5 separate regions of the Mus musculus genome follow, and regions 1, 2, 4 and 5 are each linked to region 3. The links are chromatin loops, found by intact Hi-C in ENCODE. Cell type or tissue: gastrocnemius. All regions are shown on one strand. Region 1 holds the start of Gm31344 (predicted gene, 31344). Region 2 overlaps Gm31047 (a long non-coding RNA gene). Region 3 has its middle 3.2 kb from the start of Igfbp5. Region 4 has its middle 26 kb from the start of Gm29185. Region 5 has its middle 35 kb from the start of 1700027A15Rik.

Evidence for each region. Hi-C counts contacts between places; a loop is a spot of excess contacts. Peaks named below come from ENCODE experiments on the same cell type or tissue, not always from the same donor. Only the 100,000 strongest peaks of a DNase experiment are listed, where the experiment ranks them.
Region 1: a loop joins it to region 3, with 4 times the contacts of the local background. A loop is called at or near these places in 7 of 42 quality-filtered maps.
Region 2: a loop joins it to region 3, with 2.8 times the contacts of the local background. A loop is called at or near these places in 4 of 42 quality-filtered maps.
Region 4: a loop joins it to region 3, with 4 times the contacts of the local background. A loop is called at or near these places in 8 of 42 quality-filtered maps.
Region 5: a loop joins it to region 3, with 3 times the contacts of the local background. A loop is called at or near these places in 4 of 42 quality-filtered maps.

The regions. Positions count from the first base shown.
Region 1 is chr1:73,359,695-73,364,694 of GRCm38, forward strand. It overlaps Gm31344 (predicted gene, 31344), which reads left to right and starts at 4,212. Exons shown (of 4, transcript NR_168702.1): 1 at 4,212-4,349. In gastrocnemius, no CTCF peak of the experiment used is centred here; a DNase peak (open chromatin) is centred at 2,529; H3K4me3 peaks cover 1,143 bases; H3K27ac peaks cover 3,447 bases.
Region 2 is chr1:72,948,831-72,953,830 of GRCm38, forward strand. Gm31047 (a long non-coding RNA gene) reads left to right here. Exons shown (of 5, transcript XR_001778985.2): 5 at 1,245-3,914. Among named protein-coding and RNA genes, the nearest start is that of Gm31047, 12 kb to the left of the region's middle. In gastrocnemius, no CTCF peak of the experiment used is centred here; a DNase peak (open chromatin) is centred at 2,841; H3K4me3 peaks cover 428 bases; H3K27ac peaks cover 2,617 bases.
Region 3 is chr1:72,875,517-72,880,516 of GRCm38, forward strand. No RefSeq gene overlaps it. Among named protein-coding and RNA genes, the nearest start is that of Igfbp5, 3.2 kb to the left of the region's middle. In gastrocnemius, CTCF peaks have their summits at 737, 2,505 and 3,953 (motif pointing left); DNase peaks (open chromatin) are centred at 797, 2,525, 3,398 and 3,935; H3K4me3 peaks cover 1,049 bases; H3K27ac peaks cover 1,392 bases.
Region 4 is chr1:73,111,525-73,116,524 of GRCm38, forward strand. No RefSeq gene overlaps it. Among named protein-coding and RNA genes, the nearest start is that of Gm29185, 26 kb to the right of the region's middle. In gastrocnemius, no CTCF peak of the experiment used is centred here; a DNase peak (open chromatin) is centred at 3,057; H3K4me3 peaks cover 1,292 bases; H3K27ac peaks cover 3,945 bases.
Region 5 is chr1:73,048,518-73,053,517 of GRCm38, forward strand. No RefSeq gene overlaps it. Among named protein-coding and RNA genes, the nearest start is that of 1700027A15Rik, 35 kb to the left of the region's middle. In gastrocnemius, no CTCF peak of the experiment used is centred here; DNase peaks (open chromatin) are centred at 2,079, 3,306 and 3,503.

The sequences.
Region 1 (5,000 bases), 480 kb after region 3:
TTTGTGGAGTATAGGCTTTTGTAGTAGGATCTGATGATTTTTTGAATTTCCTCAGTTTTTGTTCTTATGTCTCCCTTTTCTTTTCTGATTTTGTTAATTTGGATACTGTGTCTCTGCCCTCTGGTTAGTCTAGCTAAGGTTTTATCTATCTTGTTGATTTTCTCAAAGAACCAGCTCCTGGTTTTGTTGACTCTTTGTATAGTTCTTTTTGTTTCTTCTTGGTTGATTTCATCCCTGAGTTTGACTATTTCCTGCCGTCTACTCCTCTTGGGTATATTTGCTTCTTTTGGTTCTAGATCTTTCAAGTGCACTGTCAAGCTGCTCTCTCCAGTTTCTTTTTGGTGGCACTCAGAGCTATGAGTTTTCCTCTTAGCACTGCTTTCATTGTATCCCATAAGTTTTGGTATGCTGTGCCTTCATTTTCATTAAACTCTAAAAAGTCTTTAATTTCTTTCTCTCTTTCTCTCTCTTTCTCTCTCTCTTTATCTCTTTCTTTCTTTCTTTCTTTCTTCCTTTCTTCCTTGACCAAGTTATCATTGAGTAGAACATTGTTCAGCTTTCATGTGGGCTTTCCATTGTTTTTGTTGTTATTGAAGACCAGCCTTAGTCCATGGTGATCTGATAGGAAGCATGGGATTATTTTAATCTTCTTGTATCTGTTGAGGCCTCTTTAGTGACCAATTATATGGTCAATTTTGAATCCTGTTCTTACGTGCCACAAAACACTTACTGATCTGACACGTTGTTCTTCAGATGGCCCTAAAGCAGTGATTTCAACCTTCCTAATGCTGTGACCCTTTAAAACAGTTCATGTTGTAGTGACCTCTAACCATGAAATTATTTTGTTGCTACTTCAAAACTGTTATTTTGCTAGTGTTATGAATCATAATTTAAGTTCTTGACATGCCAGATATCTGATATTCAGGGGTCATGGCCGACAGGATGAGAATCACTGTACTAAAGCATAAGGATAATCAAGTTTAGTTACTACACTCTGGGAATCTGGATTGGGTATTTTAGGTTGACCCTTATAAATTGGTATCAGATCATGTTTGGCTTCCAGGCTGGCTGTTTTTATATGGTTTGTCATCATTTTTCATGCATATAAACATATTTTGAGATCCACAGCAATATAGTTGTGAAGTGTGCCATCTTAGAACTAGACATTACATTTGAGTATTGACCATTTTTGAGTCAGGGTTTCACTGTTGGTGGGGCTGATACTGGACTCATGTATTCCAGTGGTCCTCCTGCCTCAGCCTCCCCAGGCTGTTTGCTTTTGAAAGCCTAAGTGGATTTTAACTTAATTCTCTGAACGTCATTTTACCCATATGAAAATGAAGGTAATTCATAATTCATGGAGTCACAAGGATCAAAAGTTTAATCTTCATCTAGAACTTCCATACATTGCCCAGCACACTAAGTGTGTGATATTATTTTGAGTTATCACCCTTATTTCAAGAAGAGTCTATGAACATATATCCCCATTTGCAAATAACAAAACTAAATCTGTCAAGCAAGAACAAAAAGGAAACCTCAACTAATTTTAAAGCATGGTTGGGAGCTTCGGTGTCTCTCTGTTTCAGAAAGAAAAGCCAAATGGCAGGGAGAAGGAGCTCAATTCAAAAGCAGGACGGGTGGAGACAGGCGGTCCCCATGGCTCTCTTCACACTGAGGCAGGGTTGTAGAGTCTAGAGACTGCTCGTCTGAGTGTCCGTGTGAAGAATCTGTGTTGCGTTTCCTGTTCATACAGGGAGGGCCTGGAGGGCAGCACAGTTTCAGATTTATGGTCCAACAGCTGAACAGCACTGGCTCTCTGCTGGGACACACCTTGGATTTCACCCAGCCCACTGGAATCTCGATCCAGAAGTCGAAGAAACCAATAGTAGTATTAGCAATCTCCTGGCAGGAAAATTGCACTGGTTCCTGACTGTGCCCAGGTAACTCAGCTTCCTGGGTTCTGCTTGCAGAGAAGTACCTTGACTTTGAATTATAACCTGCCTCTGCCACGGGCCATGTCAGCCATGCCTCCAACTCAGGGGTCTGTTTTACAAGATAAAGAATAAAGCTGTAGAAGATCAGGGATATTGAACTGGATTGTCTGATTGACCCAGAAAATTGGACTTAGAGATGCTAAAAAGAAGCATAAGGTCAAAGTCAGAGTATAGCTTACAGAAAGTGGTAGAATCAGCCCACACCTTTGGTGATGAGTATTTGTGTGGGGCAAGGCCTGCCTTTGCCTCTCTGGACTTCAGTTTCACTAACTGAGAACTTTGCAGAAAGTCTGCCTTCTGGGTGTCTGGAGGTTGAAAGGCAACTGAATGTGTCCAGTGCTCCTGACTCTATTTTCCTGTTCTCTCTATGCAGAAGAATATTCTGGCAAAAGCTATCAGTTGGGCACATGTAGACGCCCAGCTAGTGAAAACCAGTCCCCTTCTCTAACTCCCCCACCCCCATACTCACCCTTGGTCCTCTCTTCTTGGCTTTTTCCCAGAAGACCTTGGGCTTCCAGGCTGGCTGCCAAGCCAGGAAGATGCTGTAAGTGGTTTTCAGGGACTCCACCCCCACCACTCTCCTACCTCAGTGTGGAGCCTTATTCCCTGCCCCACCCTAGAAGATAAGGTCTGTGGTGGCCCCAGCCTGCTGTGCCAGCACTTGCAGTAGGATTTCTCTGAAACCACCATCAGTGATCTGTGTTTATTTGTGGCATGCAGGGGAGCCAAGAGCTAAGAAAAGAACTGCATTCCAGAACTCTCCATGATCCCTGTAGGTCTGTCAATCAAGCCCTGTACCTGGAAGGAGACCTGGGTTCTCGCTTTCCAGTGCTTCACAAAGGAAACCACCCAGTAGTTATAATGTGATAATTCAGTCTAGTTTTGAACCATTATCAAAGATGAGAAGTTTTTGAGGAAAAAAAATAGAGATTTAGAATACTAATTCTTATAAATTTTTTATTTTACAGTTCCATATTTCAAGTTTTTTATTGCAACCTTTTATATACATGTGTATAAAGCAGCATAGATGGTGAGAAAGATTTGCCCTTGGCCCTGGGCTCCTGCTCTGCATAGCTTTGCCTGCAGCATCTTGGAGCACAAGAACTAATATGAATCTTCAGTAACCCTTTCGGTGTGTTTATTATGAGCGGGAACAAGCTGGGGCCAGCTCACACCAGCTCAGAAGGACCCACTTTTCACAACAACCCCTTCCCGCTCCACACTCAGCAACTTCCTTTCCTACTTGAAATGGAGGCTGTGGGGCTTTTCGACCACAGAACTCGGTGCTCAGTAGCTGGTGAGTAAAAGAAGCAGGATTTTTCTACTTCTCTTGGAGAGTTTTTAAATACCCACAATCCACTGCTCATAGTCAGCTTTATATACACGAGAATGAGACTTAAGTGTTTTTCTGAGCAGCTCCATTTAATCAAGCAAAAAAACCCCATTCACACTGCACTCTTCATTCTGGAAACCCTCAAGTATGCGACAACTGCCTTCCATCTCGTCTCTCCTTTGTGTTAGCTGACTGCTCTCTGTAAGTATCTTCAAGGTATTTCCCCAGAAGGACAGACATCCAGGGGGCTGATGTGCTAACCCTAACACTTCCTGGAAAGAAACCGTGGTCTGGTCTGTGTGGTCAGTGAGACCTTCAACAGCCTCTCTGTCCCACTTAGACAGCAGACATCTCCTGACTGTCCCTGTCAGCTAGCTTCCTTTAACCTGCAACTTTCTCCATGTTTCATATTTGCAGATAACTGCAGGCAGCCTTTGGGACAGACAAAATTCCCATAATTTTAAAGCAGCAAGGGCAAAGGCCAAAGCAAGGGCCCGTCTCTTCCCTGATTACAGTCTCTCTGCTTTTCTTTGGGTACAGTGGATCAAATGACGCCTGTCTTAAATGGCTGGCTGGGCTTTTTCCTACAGCATGCTTTTCCCCAGCCCAGCCACACAGCAGATTCCATTTTCAGCTAAGAAGAGGGGGGGGGAAGGGCGAATACTAAAGGAATCTTTCAAAAACCCTCGACCTGACCCCTGTCTGAACAAATAATGAATCTCCAGAAAAAGCAGTGCGCTGATGGGTCCAGGCTGTGCCTGTGGATTTATGAGGTGACATCAGTTTGAAGACGAGGTGCAGGGTCTGAGCTTCGGGTGACACACTCCTGGATTGTTTTAACGGGCCAGCTCTTGAAGGACACCAAATCCCTCCCCCAGCTGAGTGTTATTAAAGTGGCAGAGATGGAGAGGAGAGCTTTCCCAGATAAATCAGCTTACTTGCTCTGGGCTCCCTTCCCATTACCCCACCCACTGGAAAGCACTCCCTGGGGGAGGAAATGAAGGACTGAGAAATGCTTGCAGGTACATGCTTAATGCCTTAAACTCTTGCTTTGTGTTAAGAGCAACTCCTGGGCTGAGCTTTAAAGAAATAGATGGATTCTCAATCTGACCAATTTAAATAATCCCTGAGAGAGGACTGAAGGGAGGATTTATGTCCTTGGTAACTAAAAGGCACAGCCAAGTTTAGCCTGGAGGCTGGGTCTCTGTACTCAGCCTCACAGAGAAATTCTTCAAGAAGATCCATATACCTCCCCCCCTTTCCCTGTGTAAAGAAGTTACTGGAAGGGGGTGGGGGTGGGGAGGGGCGGGGAGAAGCTGGTGTGAGCAAGAGGAGTGTTGCAAAGCTTTTGTCTTGGAGGCAAGAGTGCTGGAAAAGCAAGGCATAGAAGAAGAAATTGTGTTTCTATTTTACACTTTAACACGGGCAACGTATGTGTAGGTCTGTGGGCACACAGCCTCCAGGTATGTGACCGTCATACCTAAACATGTGTGTCCCTCAGAGAGAGATTCTTAGATTTTAGCATCACATAAACATGCACTTATTAAGGAGTAAAAAGGCCCCAGGGGCGACATATGGGAACAAAAGCACAATACACTGTTAGGGAACCGTGTTCGAGAGTGGTGGGGGACAGCTTAGGAGAACTTTCAGAGAAAGTGGGGGAACTTAGTTGT
Region 2 (5,000 bases), 73 kb after region 3:
ACTGGCTCTGGAACTCACGCCCCATGGAGGTGCTTTGCTGCAACCATGTTTTGTACCCTCAGTTGTTGTCTTAGTGATGGGAGGCACTATGTCTGAGCGCTGTTTCTCCTAGTTGAGAAACAGTGTCCGAGACATCTCTCTTCACGTAGGCTGCTTAGTCCATGTCCCGCCCACTGCTGTTGTTCCCCGTATCTTTGACTGCCCTGCCCTTCCTCTTTACAGATGGACTGATGGATGGGAGGTGGTGGGCATAACTGACCAAGTGGTTTTAATAAGAGACCTAAAGGTAAATTTGGTGGTTCCGAGTATTCTCATTTACTCAGAGGAAAAGATGTATTTGATCCCTCCTGACAATGAAAGCAAGATTTATTTTTTCAGTATACAGTGCCTGGCATACCAAAGCAAGTAACAAGAGTAGATTTAAGAAACTGCCTTAGATTGTTCTCCATCCATCGATCGATCGATCGATCCATCCATTATCCATCCATCCACCCACCCACCCACTGTCATCTATTTATCCACTCATTCACAGCACCTACCCACCTGTCTGTTTACCTCCCCACCCTTCCATTTACATATGAAAGTACTCCATTCATCCACCCACCCAGCTAACTACTTATCCACTTGCAACACCTACCAAGCCATTGATCTATCTATTCACTCACCAATATATCCACCTATCCTTTATGTAAGCATGAGTGTGTTCATTTACTCACCATTTATCCATCTGTCATCCATCCATTTATCCACCCACCTCATTATTATTATCTACTCATCCATCATCTATCAAGCTACCATTCAAACATTCATTTATCCAACCATCATTCATCTATCTATCCATCCATCATCCATCCACTCACACATTTATCCTTCCTTCCTTCCTTCCTTCCTTCCTTCCTTCCTTCCTTCCTTCCTTCCTCCCTTCCTCCCTTCCTTCCTTCCTTCCTTCTATCCATTGTCTCTCTATCTACTCCCCACTTATTAATTTACCTACCCATCCATTATCCATCCCCTTTGGCAGTTCAGATGTGGCCATATACCTTTGTACAGGACCCGAGGAGGGCCTAAGTAGAAGTTGTGAAGTTGCCCATGATCTCTGAGGAGCTTCAAGCACACCCGTGCCGTCATCCTGTCTAGAATATGCTTGACCGGGGAAAGTAGGGCCTCAGAATATCTCCTTTTCTCTCCTCCCACTAAAGTTATCTTTGTAGACTCTGCTAGTCCTGCCTCTATTTTCTCTACAGATGTTTTGAACTCTTGAAGAATGCCTCATGGACGCACAAAGGTTACTCCCCTGAGGCCAACACCATCTTCCAGTGCCTGTCTTGGCTCCCTGCCACAGTGCCTCAGACTTTACAAATGTTTAAGGGGCAACTATGTTCTCCCTGGCTCCCAGCAGGGACTTCCATAGGAAGGCCTGACTGCTCTGCAGGTTAGAGGGCTCTGAGAAAAATCCTTTAAGAGGGTGTTTAGAGTTTTTTTCAGAGAGCTGTGGGTCTGGGGATTAGGACTCCTCACCATGGGAGCCTTTGGTATGGAGACCCTCAGTAGATGTGGACAGGAGCACAAGTTGGGTGAGTAAGGAGAATGTCACAGACTGATGCACACACGTCCATCCCTAAATGATGAGTTCTGCTTGGTGCCAAGGCTTCATCTCAAGAGTCCTGCCTGCTTGTCTGGCTGCAAAGAGTTCAACTGAACTATCCTCATCACCAGCCTGCTTTAGACACCAGCTGCATTCATCCGTCAGGATAAAGGAGGCCAAGGTCTAGCCTTGGGCTTACAGGTCTCCCACCAGTAGCTACATGCCATCAGTAGGCTTTTCCTATTTCCTTCCATCTTGGACCTGTGGTCTCTCCCTACCCTCCTTATCCCAGATGATGAAGGTTTTTGCTCAGTGACTGGCACTACTGTTTGTACAGGAATTTCCCCCCGAACCAGGCTTATTATTGCTATTGTTCTTGTTGCTGTTGAGACAGACTTTCGCTGCATAAACACAGATGGTCCCTTAAGCACTGAGACTGCAAGCGTGTGCCACTGAACCCAGCAAAGGAAAGTGTTCACCTATGGCATGGGTCTGGCTTCCTCAGTCTAGAGTATCTCTAAGCAAGCACTTTCTTTTTTTATTTCTGCAGTTCTATGGATGGAACCCCAGGCCTAGTGCATGGTGCACAGCCATGTTGCCACTGAGTCACATCCCCAGTCCTCAGGGCACAAAGATAATGGGGTGGAGCATGAAGGGCCGTGGTTATAAGGTCTGTGGCATCAGAATCACCTCTATCTCAGGGTCCTTGGATGCTTCTGGATAATCTGTGAAGTATCTGTTAATTTCTTTAGAAGACTTGGGGAAAAAATTCCAAGACTATCTAGAGAAATAAGGACAATTTAACTTTATCCTCAGTGCCAAGAAAAAGATATGCCAAGTGAGGATGAGCCTACAGACAGCCATGGGCACTCCCTGCCTAGCCTTAAGCTCTCAGAGGGTGCCCCAGTACTGTGTCTGGACGGTGGCTTTAGTTCTTGCCCAATGTGCTTCTGGAAAACACTGCCGGTGATAACACCTTTAGAGTCATGGAGAGTTTTAGATGGCACCGCAAAGATGCTCAGTTAGGATAGGGGAGTCTAAAAATAGTTCCCAGAGAGGGCTCCTGAGGCCATCTCCCGTTTTTCCTGTCTGTGTTGGACAGAGCAGCTGAGTACAGTCATCCTCATGGAACAGGAGCGAAGATGCTGTGTGGTGACCTGGGAAAGGGTCCAGAGACTGGACCTAGAGGTGATGCAATGGCTGAAAGATAGAGCTGGAGGCCAGGTCAATCGAAGGGATGAAGTGCCCCATGGGGAGCAGGGGTGAGGGGGCGCAGTGCCCCATGGGGAGCAGGGGTGAGGGGGCGCAGTGCCCCATGGGGAGCAGGGTGAGGGAAAAGCCAGCAATGGTAATGGCATGAAAGCACCTTCTGTGGCTGTTCTCTCACCCTGGAGAGGATAAAGAGTGAAGGCTGCACTTTGGCTGTGCTCTTGGGACCAGACCATGACTTCCCGCGTGCCAACCTCCCAGAATGGACAGCTAGGCTTCAGATGGTCGGTTGGGACCTTGGCCCTATGTGGGTTTGAGGGAGGAAGATTGACAGCCACTGCTGCGAGCAGATCACAAAGCCCTCAGAACCCGGAAGAATGACTCATGAGACAGCTGGCTCTGGGGACAGTTCATAGCAGGTGGAGGCCTGCTTAGGTTCCATCAATCACCCACTGTTATACCGGGTCATGAAAGAAGGGACGAGGCAGGCTGGGTGGGTAGCAAAGGCCTTCTATAGAGGAAAGGACTACTTAATTCTATTCATGGACTCAGCAGCTTTGCATGGGTAGAATATTCCCCTGGTTTTAGGGATTAATAACTAGGAAAAAACCAGGCAAAAAGAGATTGACCTACCTTGGCATGTTTTTTAGTGTAGAGGTTTTTGGGACTTGAACCTGAGTGTCTATGGGGTCTAACTCCCCATAGTTGGGAGGGAAATGTGCAAAATTACAGTTAGTTGGTTTTGTCTGTCAACTGTCCTCAGTGAAAGCCAGAGACCATCCTCAGATCGCTGTCCTGGGCAATTTTTGTCAACTTGATATAAGTTAGAGTTAACTTGGGAAAATATCTCTGTCGGATTGCCTGTAGGTAAGTCAGTAGGGAGTCTTCTTGATGAATGATTGATGTGAGAGGGGGCTATGCCACCCCTGGGCAGGTATTCTCTGGTGCTATAAGAGAGCAGACTTAGCAAGCCTTGAGGAATAGCCAGTGAACAGCACCCCTCTATGGTTTCTTTTTTAGCTTGTCTCCAGATTTCTGCCTTGAATTCCTGCCTTGGCTTCCCTTTACGATGGGCTGTAACCTGTATGTCAAATAGCCAAATAAACTCCTCCCTCCCCAAGTTGCTTTTGGTCCTTGTTTTATCACAGCAATAGAAACCAAATTAGGGCACTCACACTGGCCACTGACTCTTGCAGTCTCTTGGTTGAGGGAAAGCCAGTGGAGGTGTTGATCCTGCCCATGGCACAGCCTTAAGAGGGTCTGATTTGGAGCATCCCTGATTTGTAGTCTCTCCTTGACTTAGAGCAGAAAGATGTATACCCCAAGCCCAGATTTTCACTGGGTATCTGGTTGCCCCAGCCTGGAATCTGAGCCGGTCCATTTTTCCACTGGTGAATTAGCAGAACAGTCCAGGCTGGCAAGGGAGCTCCTCTGACAAGTCTGTGAATGAGCTCAGAGGAGCAAGTGCTGGGCTCAGGTGAGCCGCACAGGGGTGGGGCGTGGGGAGGAGCCTGCAGGCTAGAAACTGACCTCCTCTTGTCTGGCTGCCCCCTTCTCAGCCCTCTCTGCTTGGGAACCTGCAAGGAGGCTGCTCTCCTTTCCCTGACTGCCGAACGGTGGGAATTTGCTTCAGTGGTAGATTATATTTTCCCGAGATGGTTTGAATTACCTCCCCGTCCTTTCACTTAATTAGGCCGAGGCTGGTGTTTATTGTGTCCAGCCGGCCTTCCTGCATGAATAAATAGTAACATGTTTGTTTTCTTTCAGGTGGGGTTCAGTTTTAAAGAGGTGGATTGGCAAAAAGAGGAGAGGGGGGAGGGAATTGTGAAGTCATGGGATGAGAGGTTAGAGGCAAAGGTTTGCCTCCCTGAGCCACCTCAGCAACTCTTTCTTCTCCATGTCGTACAATGTATTCAGAACCCCTCCATTCTCACGTGTCCCTAGCTGGTGTCTGTCTGCCTGTCTGTCTGTTCTTTGTTTCTTGAACTTCTCCTGGGAATCCAGGCACTTCCTGCTTCCCCACTGCTTGCCTAACTTCGTACCTGCTCATTTTACTGTTCTTTCCCACCAAAGCCTTCATCCCCCTGCCCTGTTCTCTAACTCTTGGCTACCCCAAGCAACAGGGACCTTGGATAAATAAACCACAGTTCAGTCTTGCCATAAAATACTATGCAGCCAAGAAAAAAGAAAGAACCCAGAGATCTTA
Region 3 (5,000 bases):
GTACTGATTTTAGTTAAAGCCAGTGGTCATTTTCCTTCACCTATATAGATGACCAGGGAATCTCTCTCTCTCTCTCTCTCTCTCTCTCTCTCTCTCTCTCTCTCTCTCTCTCTCTGAGTGTGAGCGTGCTATGTGCACTTTCAAGAAGGGATAACGCCCTCCACCCCACCCCCCTCCCCAGCTTTGTTGGGAGTAGTGACTGAGACCCTGGAGGAAATGCTGTGGGTTGTCAGTTTTATCTGGTGTCCTCATGGACACCTTAAATGTCCTTTTAAATGGAAGGAAGGTAGGATAAAGTGATAACCTTCTTGGGTTGACAATGAGGCATTTCTGTGGGGTAGGCAGATCCTGGAGTGAGCAGGTACCTCGCTGCAGGAGACCTTGTTTAAGGGTTAATATGTACCAAGGTAGCATCCTGGAGCCTGCACGTGAGAAATCCTCACCATGCCACAGGAAGCCCCAGATCGCTAGTCAGCACTAGGGACCATTCTTCCCTTAGGAAAATGAAAGAAAACCTAATTTTTGAAAGAAGGAATATGATGGCTTTAGCTTTTTTTGTTTGTTTTAAAAATTAATTTGACATGATAGGTGGTCTGTAGACTGCCCACCACAGGTAAGAAAAGACATGATCAAGTGATGGTCTCTGGGGAGTTCTTGGGGGCAGGGCTTTTGCCCTTTCTCCAACTCTCTTCTTCCCTTGCTCTGTTCTTTTAGAAAAAGGGGCTGCATTTCATGAATTTTGCCACTAGACTGCACCCTTATCTATGATAAGAATTCTTGCTGGAGGACTGCAATATTGAGAAAATATTTCCCTTGCTGGCTCCATTTGGGAGCATCTCCCCGGGCGCTGTTCACACTCCCAGATTCTGATCCAGATTCTCGGTTCTCTGCCAATAGGCACATTTTAAGACAGGACCAAATCTTAAAGGTGTCCTTTTACACCCATTGCCAGGGCAGTTTTATTGTGTTGGTGGCTAGCAGAGGGAAGAAGAGCTGTGTGCACCAATGTACCCCCACACCCCCCAAAAAGGCAGGAGGGTTGGTTGGTTCCAAGAGCCTGTCTCTGCTGTTGGAGGGCTTGGGAAAGCAGGGAGCAACTTAACATTAGAAACTGGGTTGCATTATTTTAGAAGGGGAAGAGATCAAGTGTTATTTTCTTATTTAAGTTAACTTCAGGAGGGAAGAGTGTTAGAAAGGGGCATGGTGTGGGGATGGGCTCAGCTCACCCTGGTGTAGCATTTGAAACGAGAAATCTAGGGTGGTTCTTCTGTCCGGTTTCTCAAGAGTTGCCCAGTACTCTCAAAATATAGCCTCTAGAAGTAAATTTTGTTCTAGCTGACTTCTTGTGGCTAAGTACAGTGTGTAAGGACCAGTAAGAGAAGGAGAGGGCTCATAGAGAAGAGAGGTGGGCAGGGAGAAGAGAAGTGAGAGAGTGGGAAATTGGTCCTCGAAGGGTGATGGTGGGGTCATGGGGAGAGATCAGTGAATGACTTTCTATATTAAACAACCATGATGAGCTCCACTTCCAAAAGAGCAGAAGGAACCGAGAGACGGGCACTGCTCTTCAGGGTCACAGGGTAGGCTCTTGAGAGCACACACGAAACCTCCTTTGAACCCTGGGATCGTCTGTAGCGATTTTTATCAGTGACTGGAGAGGTGAATTTTATGCTCAACAGTCTATATGTGATGTTCAGTGACAAGCGTGCTGGGTGTTGGGGCATAAGGGCTTCCCATGAGTCCATTCTCTCTGCCCTCTATTCGAAAAGCCCTGGACTCTTCAGAAGATGGGAGGGGGGGGGACTTAATATCAACAGAGTTTCACTGAGATGACTAACTTATTCTGGACACACTGAAATCTGGTCGCACTCTCAGAGACCTCCTTAATGGCTGGCTTAGCTTTGCTGCCAGGAACGTACCTGTGTGTGGATAGCTGAGCTCTGATAAGCCTTTGGACACAATCTTCTTAGTGATGTTTGAAGTTAAATGTCATCTACCATGCTCTGTCTCCCCTGAGATCACTCTTTTATTTGCTTTGACAAGAATTAAGTGATGACCAGGACCAAGCTTCAAGAACTACAAGAGAATGAAAGATTTGTGCTGTTTGTCTGAACAACATTCAAAGGGCTTTCGTTCAGGAAGCTTACCAGACCTCCATAAGCCAGCTGTTTCTCCAAGATTTTGGAATGATTTCTAGGGCAAGGATGGTTCCTGATAACAGGGTTGGGGAAAGCAAGTTAACTATTGTCTAAGAGAGGTTTATTCATCATTGGTTCCACTTTCAAGATCTGGTCATTGACTTTTTCCCCACCAGATACATGCATACAGAGAGACCAAGACCCATCAGGAAGACTAATGCCACTGTCTTATCTGGATCCTACACTCTGGTACTTTTAAAAACAGGCACCCAGTCTTCAAGTCCTTCTACAGTAAAAGAAGTTGAGCAGGATAGAGCCAGGCAGGGTAGGGAGCAGCTCAGGACTGCTGTGGTGTAGTGTCATCACTGAAGGCTAGGTGGCAGAACAGATACATCACTGAAATCATGCCTCTACCTCCTTTCATGCAGGAAGAGGAAGAAGAAGCAGAGGAGAGGCAAATGAACGAACGAACGAAGAGCTTTAACAATGGGGTTAGGTGCATGGGAGAGACATAGCCTTGCAGAGGGGCATCCTTGTGTGCCTGCACCCTTTGGGCTCACTTTCATGCTGTCAAGCCTGCCCACTCTTTCTGGTGTTAGCAACACACATGCCTGAGTTACTAAATGTCCTTCTAGCAGCCCCTCAAGATTTACCCTGAAGACAGGTTCCTCCAGCTTGGAATATGGTGACGTTTCGTTCATCAGTACAAGCCCTAAAACTTCTCGGTGGTGGTCTTCATTAAAAAGCACACTATCGTCTCCCTTTACTACGAGTTCTAAGATGTTAATTCATCTATTTCACGCAGTCCAAACACATAGCTGTCTGCTCAGAACCTCTTGCCATCGTGGCTCGGGACTTTCTCAAGAATAACACGGTGTTGCAGGGGCTCACGGGCTCCACCCTCTCCGGTAGTCTTCTGGCAGAGGCAGGCTCTCTCCTCAGATAGCTCTGGGTTCCTTTGCACAGTGGATTCGTAGGTTTTATATGACATTTCTTATAGAAAGGAGGATGACTTCTAGCGTCAAACCACGTGCTGCTTTAAAGTTCAAGTTTTATAAGTGAGGCTCGCTGCAGCGGGCAACTTAACCGGAGTTGAAATTGACCCCCGAGGCGGACTGTTTTATAAAAGAGCAGAAGCCAGCCGTGACTCAGAGTGATTTGTGTCCCTATGTGAGCAGTATATGCATCCATGGTTTTACGGATTAATGCTTAGGAGTTGCTGGAGCCAATCCAGGCAGAGAGGGGGCTAAGCAGAACTCCACAGAGACAGTTTGGGCCTGCAGCCCCCCTGTCTCTCAGACCACGGGACCTGGCTTGTTTCTACAACGGGCAGCTCAGAAGCCCCGTTCACTTTGGAAAATGAGATTAACAAGGAAAAGTGATCCGTTGTGACTTCGAAGACAGGATGGGGAGGTCCGGCTCTGGAGGAGAGAGAGAAGTGGGTAGGGAAATGGAGTAAGAGGAGAGAGACAGAGGGTTAACTGCTTGAAACGGGTTTAATGAGCGTGAACTATGGAAAGGCCAAATAAAAACCACAGAGCCTTGTGGAGGACAGGTTTCATCATAGTTCAGCGGGGAGAGGGAGTGTGGGCGAATTTATGTGAAGCAGGAGAAGACCTTCCTCAGGCTGCCTTCCTTTTAGTTATTAGAAAATGGTTACAAGATAACAGATTTTGGAGTCTTAAACATAAAATCTGGGGCTTGGGGAGATGTCTCAGCAGTTAGCAGCACGAGCTGCTCTTACAGGGGTCTAGGTTGGATTTCTAGCACTCATGTCTGACAACTCCAGCTCCAGGGGGTCAAGCGCCCTCTTCTGGCCTCTTCAGACATCACAAACATATGCACCCCCATCCACTGTAATGAAAATAGAAATAAGTCTTTAAATAAAATCAATTCTGACTCTTATTGTTAGCCTTAAAATCGTATACACTCTAAATATGCACAAATATGCAACGTCTTAATCCCCAACCAAAATTCACTTAACAACTTTTAAAGGAAACTCAAGTCAACAACTCAGCCATTAAAAAAAAAAAATCAAACATTCTAGCACAATACAATCTGAAGATTGTGTTATTTCCTCATTTGATGCTGAGGAAAGACTGTAGGAAAATATTGTTTTGGGTTTTTTTCATAATGAAATCATTTCAGTTCTGTAAGAGAAGACTGCATGGGTACAGTAAAGTCAGTGCGCTTAACTCGGAGTGCACCATAGTCTTACAGTCAAAGCACTGTCAAATCCATCAAAAATGCAAATAAAGTCAACCAACGCTCCCATCCCTACAAAACAAGTGACAATACTAATTAATATGTTGGTTGGTATTAGGCTGAGGTCTTGCTGGAAAATATGTATCAATATTTGTGATTGCAATTTAACTGTTACAGTGTAAAGTTTTTGAGTACACATGTTGATGTACTGATCCATTATTTAATCCTTCGGTTACTCCCTAACCAGTACTGGAGTCCTGCCTTACACAGTGGTTAGGTTTTTGTTGTTGTTGTTGTTTTGTTTTTCGAGACAGGGTTTCTTTGTGTAGCCCTGGCTGTCCTGGAACTCACTCTGTAGACCAGGCTCAGAAATCCGCCTGTCTCTGCCTCCCGAGTGCTGGGATTAAAGGCGTGCACCACCACGTCCGGCATTGTTTTGTTTTTCCAGACAGGGTTTCTCTGTATAGCCCTGGCTGTCCCGAAACTCTCTCCATAGACCAGGGTGCCCTTGAATTCAGAGATCTACCTGCCTCCGGCTCCTAAGTGCTGCAATCAAAGGTGTACACTCCCACGACCTGGTTTCACCGTGATTAGTTTTAAAGCCAGTTTGCAAAGTGAAATTTGGGTATAGTCAAAATTCCTACAGGGAAATTCCTTCAG
Region 4 (5,000 bases), 240 kb after region 3:
TCTCTGTTGACTCTCGATTCTCACAGGACCCCCTTGGTGAGCAGCAGAGGTACTACCTAGCTACCCTCATGTCCTCTTCATGTTGTTTCATAAATATGCAAAACACTTTCATCAAGGATGGTAGCCAATCCCTTAACCCCATTCTTTCAGGCTTACATAGAGCAATATTCCTCACACTAGTTAAAATCAAACAGAGAAGGAAGCCCCTGGACCCTGTGCGCTGGTAGCAACAAGTGTGGTGGGCAGAGAATGAATGGGCAGTTCCAAGGACAGTATGTTCTGCTCATGAAGCAGACTGCTCCCTGTGACCTCTGGAGACCCAGATGGGAGCAAACCCCATTTCAAATCAGGGTGAAGGGCCTCTCAGGAGTGCACTGTGGATGAAGTCCTTGGGACACACTGAAAGGACAGGCAAGTTAGCATGTGATGTGAGCATCCAGCCAGGGGCAGAGGGTTCCAGCCCTGGCTCCACTCACACAAGCATCCTGGGCAGGGAGCAAGGTTCAGTCTGGCCCCGTTCTGCTGTTGCTGATCGCTACTGGAGGAGGAGATTCCATCTTGCCCAGCCCTCTTCTGGTTCTGCCTGGTTATGTAAGGTCACCCAGACAGAGAACGTGCTCTGGAGCACACATGGTCCCATCTTAAACACAGTGCACTTGGACTGGAGAGGGAGTCGCAGCCTTGGCGCTGGCCCTAATGACTTGCATGGCTCTGGGCAATCACTTTTCTTCTGGTTCTTAGCTCTCCCAACTGAAATAGGTTAGTCATTTTGTTCAGTGTGTGTGTGTGTGTGTGTGTGACATATGCTTTATCACAAAAACACCTACATTCAGGGATCAGAGATACAAAAACAGGATTGAGTTGCTTGATAAGGCTCAGAGGGAGATGAATAGACTCCCCACTTACTCAAGCCCTTCTCTTCCACACCCTCCAACACATACTTTAAAAACCTCGAGAATGATAGGCTGCATTTTTTTCCCTAATTAAGCTTTACAACCACAAATAATTTTAAGAGACTCACATCCAAATATATCCATGTTGACAAGTGGTATAGATTTACTGCTGCCTGTGGGTCTTGACTGTTGGTAAAATTCTTCATAATTTTTTCAAACAAAATAAACACAACTAGAAGGTTCAATATTTTCTTCCCACACCCCAGTAGATAGTCTTACTCAACGCCTGCGGTATACACACCCTGGTTTGGAGAACACAGGCCCCAGGGGTCCCCAGGTTCTTTCCAGCCATGTTGTTCTAGGTGTCTGGGCCTAGAACAGAGAAATGGTGATCACTGCTCATAGAATCAGCACGTATTTCATTTAGGAAAGTGAGAATATCAAGGTCACCTCAGGGGAAGAAAAGTACTGCACTGTCAGATCAAGGCCAGTTGTACTTCTCAGTGGGCTGGGCACATTCTGCTGGCTCGAGGACCCATCTGGAGCTCACAGGCTCTGACACTTGTACAATCTCTCCAGCTTCCTTGTAAGGATCATTTTCTTTTAGCCATGAACCAGTAGCCCTGGATCAGGCTATGCTGAGGATTTTCTTTTCCAGAAAAAAAATTCTTATAAACAAACATTCGAACTCTCTTTGTCATTTAAGAAGAGTTTTATGAGGAGTGGGGGAACTTAGGGGTTATATTGTAGCCTCCTCTTTCTCCTCAGGCCTTGTGTTGAAGAAAGGTCGCTTTCTTTGGGTGGCGGGAGGGGGGGGGGACCACAGGACTCAAGGGAGTGGTGGCTGAAACCCCAGTCCCCACTCATAACTCACTTGAGAGATATGCAAAGCTGTCAGGACTGCCAAAGGCCTGCCTGCCAAGGCAGGCTCCTCTCCAATGCACTTCTATATTTATGAGAAACCGAAATAAAATCCAGCGCTAAAAGGCAACAGACGCACAGTCAGGCAGTCCCCAAGAACATGCCTAACAAAAGGCAAGAGGCAGGGGACAGGCCATCAGGAAGTCGGCAGAACAAAATGGTGGCTTCATGGCTTCAGGGACCCTGATCCTGGCCCAGTCAGAAAGCAATCTTCTGACAAGGTCTGGAGAAGCCTCATCAGCCCTGTGCCAGTGTGGCCCACTGAGAGGATTCTTGTCACCCGCTGAGTTCTCTAGGGTTGCCACGACAAAGCCTCCCAGATCACGTGGCCCACTCTACAGCTTTCTCATGGTTCTGGAGTCTCCCAGTCTGAAGTCAAGGTGTCAGCAGGGCCATGGTGCTCCCTCCGAAGGCAAAAGGTCAGGAGCTCCTCCTCCTCATTTCTCCAGGCTCGTTATGGTTGCTGGCATCCTTGGTGTTCCCTGGCTCAGAGCTACATCATTTCGGTCTTCCATGACCTTTCCCCTTGACCTTTCCTCTTGTGTATCTGTTTATTTTGCTTAAACTCCCCTTTCATTTCTCCTCCCCCATCTCTCCATTCTTTACTATGTATGTGTGTGTGTGTGTGTGTGTGTGTGTGTGTGTGTGTGTGTGTAAAACACTTTCATGTAGCCCAGGCTGCCTCTAAACTTACTATATAGACAAGGATGGCCTTAAACTTCTGATCTTCCTTTCTCGACCTGCCAAGCACTGGAATTACAGGCCATTCTCTCAGTAACTCCCGATTTCCGTGTTGCTGGGGATTGAAAACAAGGCTTCTGGCATGGGGCTCTACTTGCTGAGAGATATTCTCAGCCCCTTCAGGTTACTTTTGTTTTTTAAAGATAACGATATCAGTTATGTTGACTTTAGGACCCAACCTAATCCATTATAACATAATCTTGACTTAGTTGCACCTTCTACAAAGACCCTATTTGTCAATAACGTCACTTTCATAAGTTCTAAGTGGATATAAATTTGGGAACAGAGAGCATATTTAACCCAAGGTAGTTTTAAAATATACTTTTCCTCAGGGAAGACTAGGAGGCAAAGAGAAACAATATGTCTTTCTTTTTAACTTTGAATGAGAATAATAAGGTATTTATTCTTATTATTGCATGAGTGTGTGCATTTTTGCCAGACCTAAGTTTTTGCTTCCTTAAGTTCACAGTACCACTGCCATGGGGAAGCTTCCAAGGAGGCGCTGTGCCAAATGGGAAGGTGGATGGCCTTGAAGTCTCTCTTTAGCTCTTCCCATGGGCTGACCTCCTGTAAGCTTTAAGCCCTTTCTCTGTATAACTCAGGTGTAGAGAGCTCTCAAGACTTTCCAAAGGGCTTCAAGGTGGGATCCACAATTCAGATCTAAAGTGGGCAAGAGAAGGTTCAAATTTCAAGTGTGATTTGGTCATACTTTGCTTCCTCTATCTACACAGTCATAAATCCTACTTCATCTTTTGTCTGTATCTGCCCTCCCTTTTGCCCTGTTAAGTTTCTCTTTCCTGACTGTCACTTGTCCTAAGGCTTAGTCTCTAACAATTAGAAAGATACATCCATTCTTTCTCTTATGCCTCCTGGCCAATCTGCTCAGTTGCCAGTAGGGAGGAATTCAGCTTCCCTCATGGGTGCTGACTCACATCCTTACCCTAGGTGAATCGTTGAAGACTGCACTGTTCATACGGACAGAGATGAAGATGAGAAAGAGGAGATTTGAAAACTGTAGAGGGAGTGCAAGGGGAAAAAAGTCAGGAAGTGCCTCACCCCAGCCAAGACCAACAGCTGAAAACCAGAGATGAAACCTGGAAGGACCATGGAAAACGCAGTGGGCAGCTTGAAGCTGCGTCAAACCAATGTGCAGCCAATATAATCCAGAACAATTTGGAGATATTGGGAGCAAAGAAATCCATGAAACACAGGGACCAGGCTAAGGGGGCATGGAGGGAGAAAACTGGATGGAGAGTGGAGATGGCTGGTCTGTCACAATATGGAAGTAAGTTCTGTGACTTGAAATTGACACTGTAAACTTTTCTGACCCCTTATAGTGTTCAATACCTGAATGTGTGCCCCGGCGAAAGTACCTGAACATTCCCACAGCCTGATCTACAAATCTCTTGCCTCTTAGCTCCATGTCCCTGGGCTAGGGAATAAGAATTCATTTTATCTTTTGAATTTGTCTAAGGGAAACAGGTCAAAGATCTTTTTCTTGCCTTTGTATGTGTATAACCCTCAGAGAAAGGCAGTTTTCCATATGCTGTCTATACTGGTGTTGGCGAGATCTCATCGTTCATAGCTGGTCTTGAATCAGTAATGATAAGAGCAAAACTTTGAAGGCCAAGTTCACTGGCTGCAATACTCTCTTGGCAGGACTCCATTCTCTTCAGATCCATAGTCCCATACTCTAATCTCCTTCATTCCAATAAAACTTGAGGTTCTCCTCTTCCTTTCCTCTAGCCACACTAAGTAGAAACCATTTGGTAGCTGATAGCCACCCTTCTGGGCCTTGGCTTCCATTGTCTGTATCTCTAGGTGGTTGACACATAAGGAGAACTCACTTTGGATTGCCTAGATAATTTATGTTTTCACCAAATAAGTGGATCTGTAGTGATTTGGGAATCTAGCTAGCCAAGGGACAGGTGGTGACAGAGAGCTATGTAGGCCAAGCCAGTCAAGGCTTGACAATGTGTCATCAGGATTATTCTTGAAGATTCCTAAAAAGACGAACATTCTGCAGACCGGTTACTTTAAGTGTTTTGACTAAAGAAATAGCATTTGGCTCCAATTTTAGAGACAAGCTGGTCCTCTGGGCTTATTGAAGTATGCTCCGTCAGTCTGAGTTTGGGATCACCAAATCTGATGTTAAGGCTCGTGGGTCCGAGCCAGACTGAAAGAAATGCAGAAGCTCACTTTACTCTCAGTCTATAGCACACAGTTACATTGCAGGCAGGGCACAGTAATATGCATGCAAGTTAGACACAGTGCTAGGCTCTCATCTGTCTATCAAGTATCTTATCAAGTATGTAGCAGGAAGGAGGGAGTAGGATCATCTCCTAAGCATCCTCTGCAAAACCAGGGAGGGCTGAGAATCAGATGAGCCCACCTCTGCCCCAAGCAGACGGACAGTAAGGCAGACATAGAGAGATAGTCAGACAT
Region 5 (5,000 bases), 170 kb after region 3:
TCAGTGAGATAAAGACCCCAGTAAGAGGGGAGGTGGTCTCAGAAGGCATGACCGGAGACAAGCATTTCCAAACGCATTGTTACTTTGAGAGTTTGGAATCTGGCCAAAGTTAGAAATTCAACAGTTCCATTTTACAGATGGGAAGGAGGCGGAGCAGAGGGTGATTTGCTCAAAGCAAGTATCAGTCTGTCTCAGAGGTGTTAATAGGAGTCAAGGGCTTACCCTAGCCTTCACCACTGTACTCTGGCATCACTGGTATTTGATGCACAATTCTATAGAATGACAGTATGAGAGAGACAGGGAAGAATTCTGAACTTTTTTTTGGAGACAGTGTCTTCTTGAATTCATTAACTCAATGGTTCTCAACCTTCCCAATGTTGTGGTCCTTTAATACAGTTCCTTACGTGTGGTAAACCCCCCATCCATAAAATTATTTCCGTTGGTACTTCATAACTGTAATTTTGCTATTGTTATGAATCATGATGCAAATGTCTGATATTCAAGGTATCTGCTATGCGACCCATGTGAAGGGTAGTTTGACTCCAAAGTGGTCACGACCTTTGGGTTCAGAACTGCTACACTAAACAGAGGAAGACCGTGAGCACCCCATTCTTTTGCGTCCACCTTCCAAGTGCTAGAATTATAGGTGTACACCATCAAACCCAGCTAGGAAGTTTAGTTTTCAGCATTGTGGAATAGTAATCTATTAATAGAAGTTGTCGAAAAATTATAAGATTTTTTTCAAATGCCATGTAACACACTTTTATTGTAAGTGTATTTTGTTCTCTAATACCTACCATGCATTACTTCATTAAAGTCTTACACTTAGGTGGGTTTGCCTTGCGGCGAGGAAAACAGATCTACTTCAATAATGAATGCTCTACCTGTAGTCAACTGGGCCAACTTTAGTGACAATGCTTACATACTTTTCTGTAGTTTTCAGTTGACTGGAAAAGTCAATAAGACTGTCACCAGTATTCTACTGACTTCCGTCCTGGTGTGATTTATATTGCCCTGAAAAGTGTGTAACCAAAAGCAGCTAGCCAAGCTTATCATTGAAGGAATCTGAAGCAGAAACTCAAGTTAGGAACCTGGAGGCAGAAACTGAAGCATAGTTAAGGGCGGGATGCTGCTTTTTGGCTTGCTCTGCATGGCTTTGCTCAGCTTGCGTTTTTATACAACTCAGGACTACCTGACCTAGGGGTAGTGCCACCCACAGTGGGCTGGGATGTCCCAAATCAATCATTAATCAGGAAAATGCCCCCAAAGACATGCCTATAGGCAAATATGATGGAGACATTTTCTTAATTGAGGATCCCTCTTCCCAGATAACTTTAGTTTGTGTTACATTGATAGAAAACAAAACAAAATAAACCAAAACCAAAACCAATCAACCAATCAAAACTAATCTGTGTGTCTCCTTTGGTCATATCTCAGGTAGAATATATGATTACCTTTCACCCACACTTTAAGAGAGACACATGCTCCTATTTAATAGACTGAGAAAATAAGAAACAAAGAGAGACTAGTGGGCCATCAGGGAAGTGCAGGAACCTCAGAATTTGTGATGTACCATAGTCTTCCATTTCAAGGTCTACACACTTATTTGTATGAATTTATTACCATTTTAATGAGATTAGAGTCAAATGTTGTCAAAAAATGTATGTTGGAAACACTGAGACATGTTCTTTGTATTTTGAAGTGATGAGGTCACAAGAGAATGTAGAGCGGATGTTAGAAAGACAATGGAGGTGCAAAGAGAGTAGAAGCCATCTGGCAGTGTATTGAGGAATGGATTAGAAGTCTGGAAACAGTTCACCTAGCCTTTCTGATTCATCCTAAACCTGTACTTCTTTTTCCTTTTGGTGTAATAACTTATTTTTCTCTGGGACTTACTTTTGCAGGTCCGTTGCTTCTGGTACTTGAAGAGCCTTTAGGCCTGAGTTGCATCTTTTCTCTCCTTACTGGTTGGTCTTGAGTTCCTGTCTGTTTAGGATGGCTTCAGGTTCATGATCCGGTTTTGTTTCTGAAATACCTGCCTCTCTTCACGCACAGGAATGGCAGATGCTGGAGATGATCTGGCTCCCTGCCAAGTTTCCTTCAGAGATTCCTTCCAAAAAATTCCTTTCAGTAGCCATAAAACTGAAAAGTTACAAAACAAAACAAAAAAGTAAGCAGACGGCTCCCTGGGCCGATGCTGAGAAATATTCCATGTGGTGCCATCATAAGTTTTAAATGGAAGTGTGATCTTGCTCTTCTAGCTCTGTAAGTTTCAATTTTTAGATAAGTTTGTTTAACTTACATTCCAAATTAGAATAATGTTTTCCTGTATTGGTCTATTTTGAGCCACTGTGGCAGGGAGTGGGTAATTTATAAAATGCGAAAATGTATTGGCTCACTATTAGCTCACAGTTATGGAGGCTGGGAGATCTGATGCCCAGGTACCCAAATCTAGAGAGGGACGTTGAGGACGTAATCTGACAAGACGCACCGCATGTTAGTTTCACATTGTAACTACTGTGAACGTGCTTCAGTAAACACTGCTGTACAGCCATGCTGTGTTGAGTTGGTATGGCGGGATCACACGGAAGACCTATTGTTAAGTTTTTTTTTCTTTTCTTCTTCTGTTTTGAAATTGTGAAAGAACAAATTTAATTCATAATATATAAAAAAAAATACCAACAAGCACAAGAAATCTTCCTCAGCCCCAAAGGCAAGGGTGGCTTGCAGACTAATGTAGAGGCACATGAAAGGCATTGAGTCTAGCTGGTACAGATTCCTGGTAACAATTTTAGCTTCAAAAGGAGTACGAAGACTCGAATAATCTCTACAATAAAGGGTATCATTTTTAAAAACTTTTAATTGACTCCTTATGAATTTCATATTAAGTTTCCCCTCCCCCATCAACCTGTCCCCTCATATCCACCATTCACCCTTGCAGCATCCCACCCCCAAAATAACACACACACACACACACACACACACACACACACACACACACACACTCATACACACTCACACACAGCATAGAAATCATCCTGTTGTGGAAGCTACAGTGTCACAGTGTGCCCCATAGTATGTCTCTCTGTCCACACACCTTCACTTGCAAATGCTTATTGCAATGAGTCATTGGTCTGGTTCCAGATCTCTGGCTTGTGACACCATCAGTATTGAATCTTTACCAGGATTCCTACTGGTCGTCCCATCGCTGCCCAGTGTCATGGAGATCCTGCAGCTTTGGATCAACAGGACTGGCTCTTTCACATGTCCCAACCATTCACAGAGGATATCGATTTTGCGATGCGCCAAGTCAGAGCCCTGGATTTGGGCCTCAGTGGCAACCAGTTCACCATCCTGCTGGCAATCCCTTATCTGCACTACCAGGGCAAGCTCTCTAGCACTGCTCCAGCTAGACCACCCAATGCCCTCATTGGCAGGAGACAGAGTCAATTAATTCTCCCACACTCAAGGCTTCCGCGGTGGGCCAGCTCCACTGTGCAGCCTGAGGTGCAGGGCCCAGGTGAGAGGTGAGAGATGGGGCATCCTCCCCAGCTAGGGAGGGGCGGGGCCAGATATGTACAGCCACTAGATATCCGAGTGTTTCTGGCAGCTGTCCACAAAGGGCTTCTCCATGTCCTCTAGTGGTAAAATGAGCCATGGTTATCGACACTGACCCCTGCTGCTGTGTAGCTAAGGACCCAGACATGACCCTCAGGGGCAGCTTCGGTTACGTCCTCACCATGGCCCCGTGTGGTGCGCTGGCCACGCAAAATAGGCTACTCCTCCAGTTCCATGTCTCTTCATGATTTACAAGCTGTTCCACTCCTCTCCCATCTGATCCCACATACTAGCACATTGCGGCGGTTCCTGCTGCAGGTTGGCCTTGTAGCTGGTGGGCCCCTGGGTGGCATCCTCCATCTGTACTGCACGACAAGTCAACAAGTGGGTGACCATGGCCCATGTGCCCAAGGGAAGGTCTGTGGGTGGCATGGCAGTCCGCGGGTCTCTGTTGGTCTTCCTCCTCCCTCGATGTGCTGTGTGGTGGTAAGTGTTGATGTTTAGTTTGTTCTTTTCTTCTTGTGAGGATGGGAACGTTTATTTTATACGCCAGACTGCAAACCAGAAGCCTATACTGTCTCTTCTCTTCTTCTAAACGTTTGAAGGTTTTCTTTTGTATCATAACATTGTCTTTCACAAGCCCCTGGGGCAAGCACGCACGCACGTGCTCGCGCTCGCGCGCACGCGCACACACACAAAGATGCTCAGATCACACCCCATATCAATTAACCCAGAATCTTGGGGAAAGCATTTTTATGTTGTAGAATCTTCCTTGGAATTATAGTGCCTGTCCAGAGTTGAAAACCTCTCTTCTTCCATATTTAATGCTAGAATGCTCCCTTCTTTCCAATACTAGAGGTAGACTAGGATGCAATACTACCTATAATTCCATAGGAAACAGACAGGGCAGGCTAGACCCACCACTCCTGCTCTTAGCCTGAAGCCACAACTCAGGCAAGCAGCATGAAGGCAGAGCTGTAAGGCCGTTGCATGATCCTGGCCTAGTGTTTAGGACCTGTGGGATATTCCCCACTGAGCATGCACTGGGTCCAGGGTTGCTTCTAGGAAATAGAATATGTCAGATACAATGTGATCTGAATTAGTTGATTTTGAGGACAATGGATCTACACGATCCCCAGTCATATAAGAGGGCTATGCTTCCAGAGAAAATATCCAACTCTGAAGGACCAAGAACCAATTAGAAGACCCAGAGAGGGTTTACCCTCTCCTGGCCTTTTGATACTACATGAAAGAAAATATCTTACTTATAGCTTCTGAGACCCTGAACAGAGGCCTCAGCTAATCTGTGAGATACAAATATGTACTATTTAAAAGTCAGCTTTATTTTTGTCTGCAATTGGTCGTTTAGTGATGGAAAAACCAACACAGATATTTTGGCATAATGGAAAACTAGCTTTGTAGCTAGATATATTTGGGCTTTT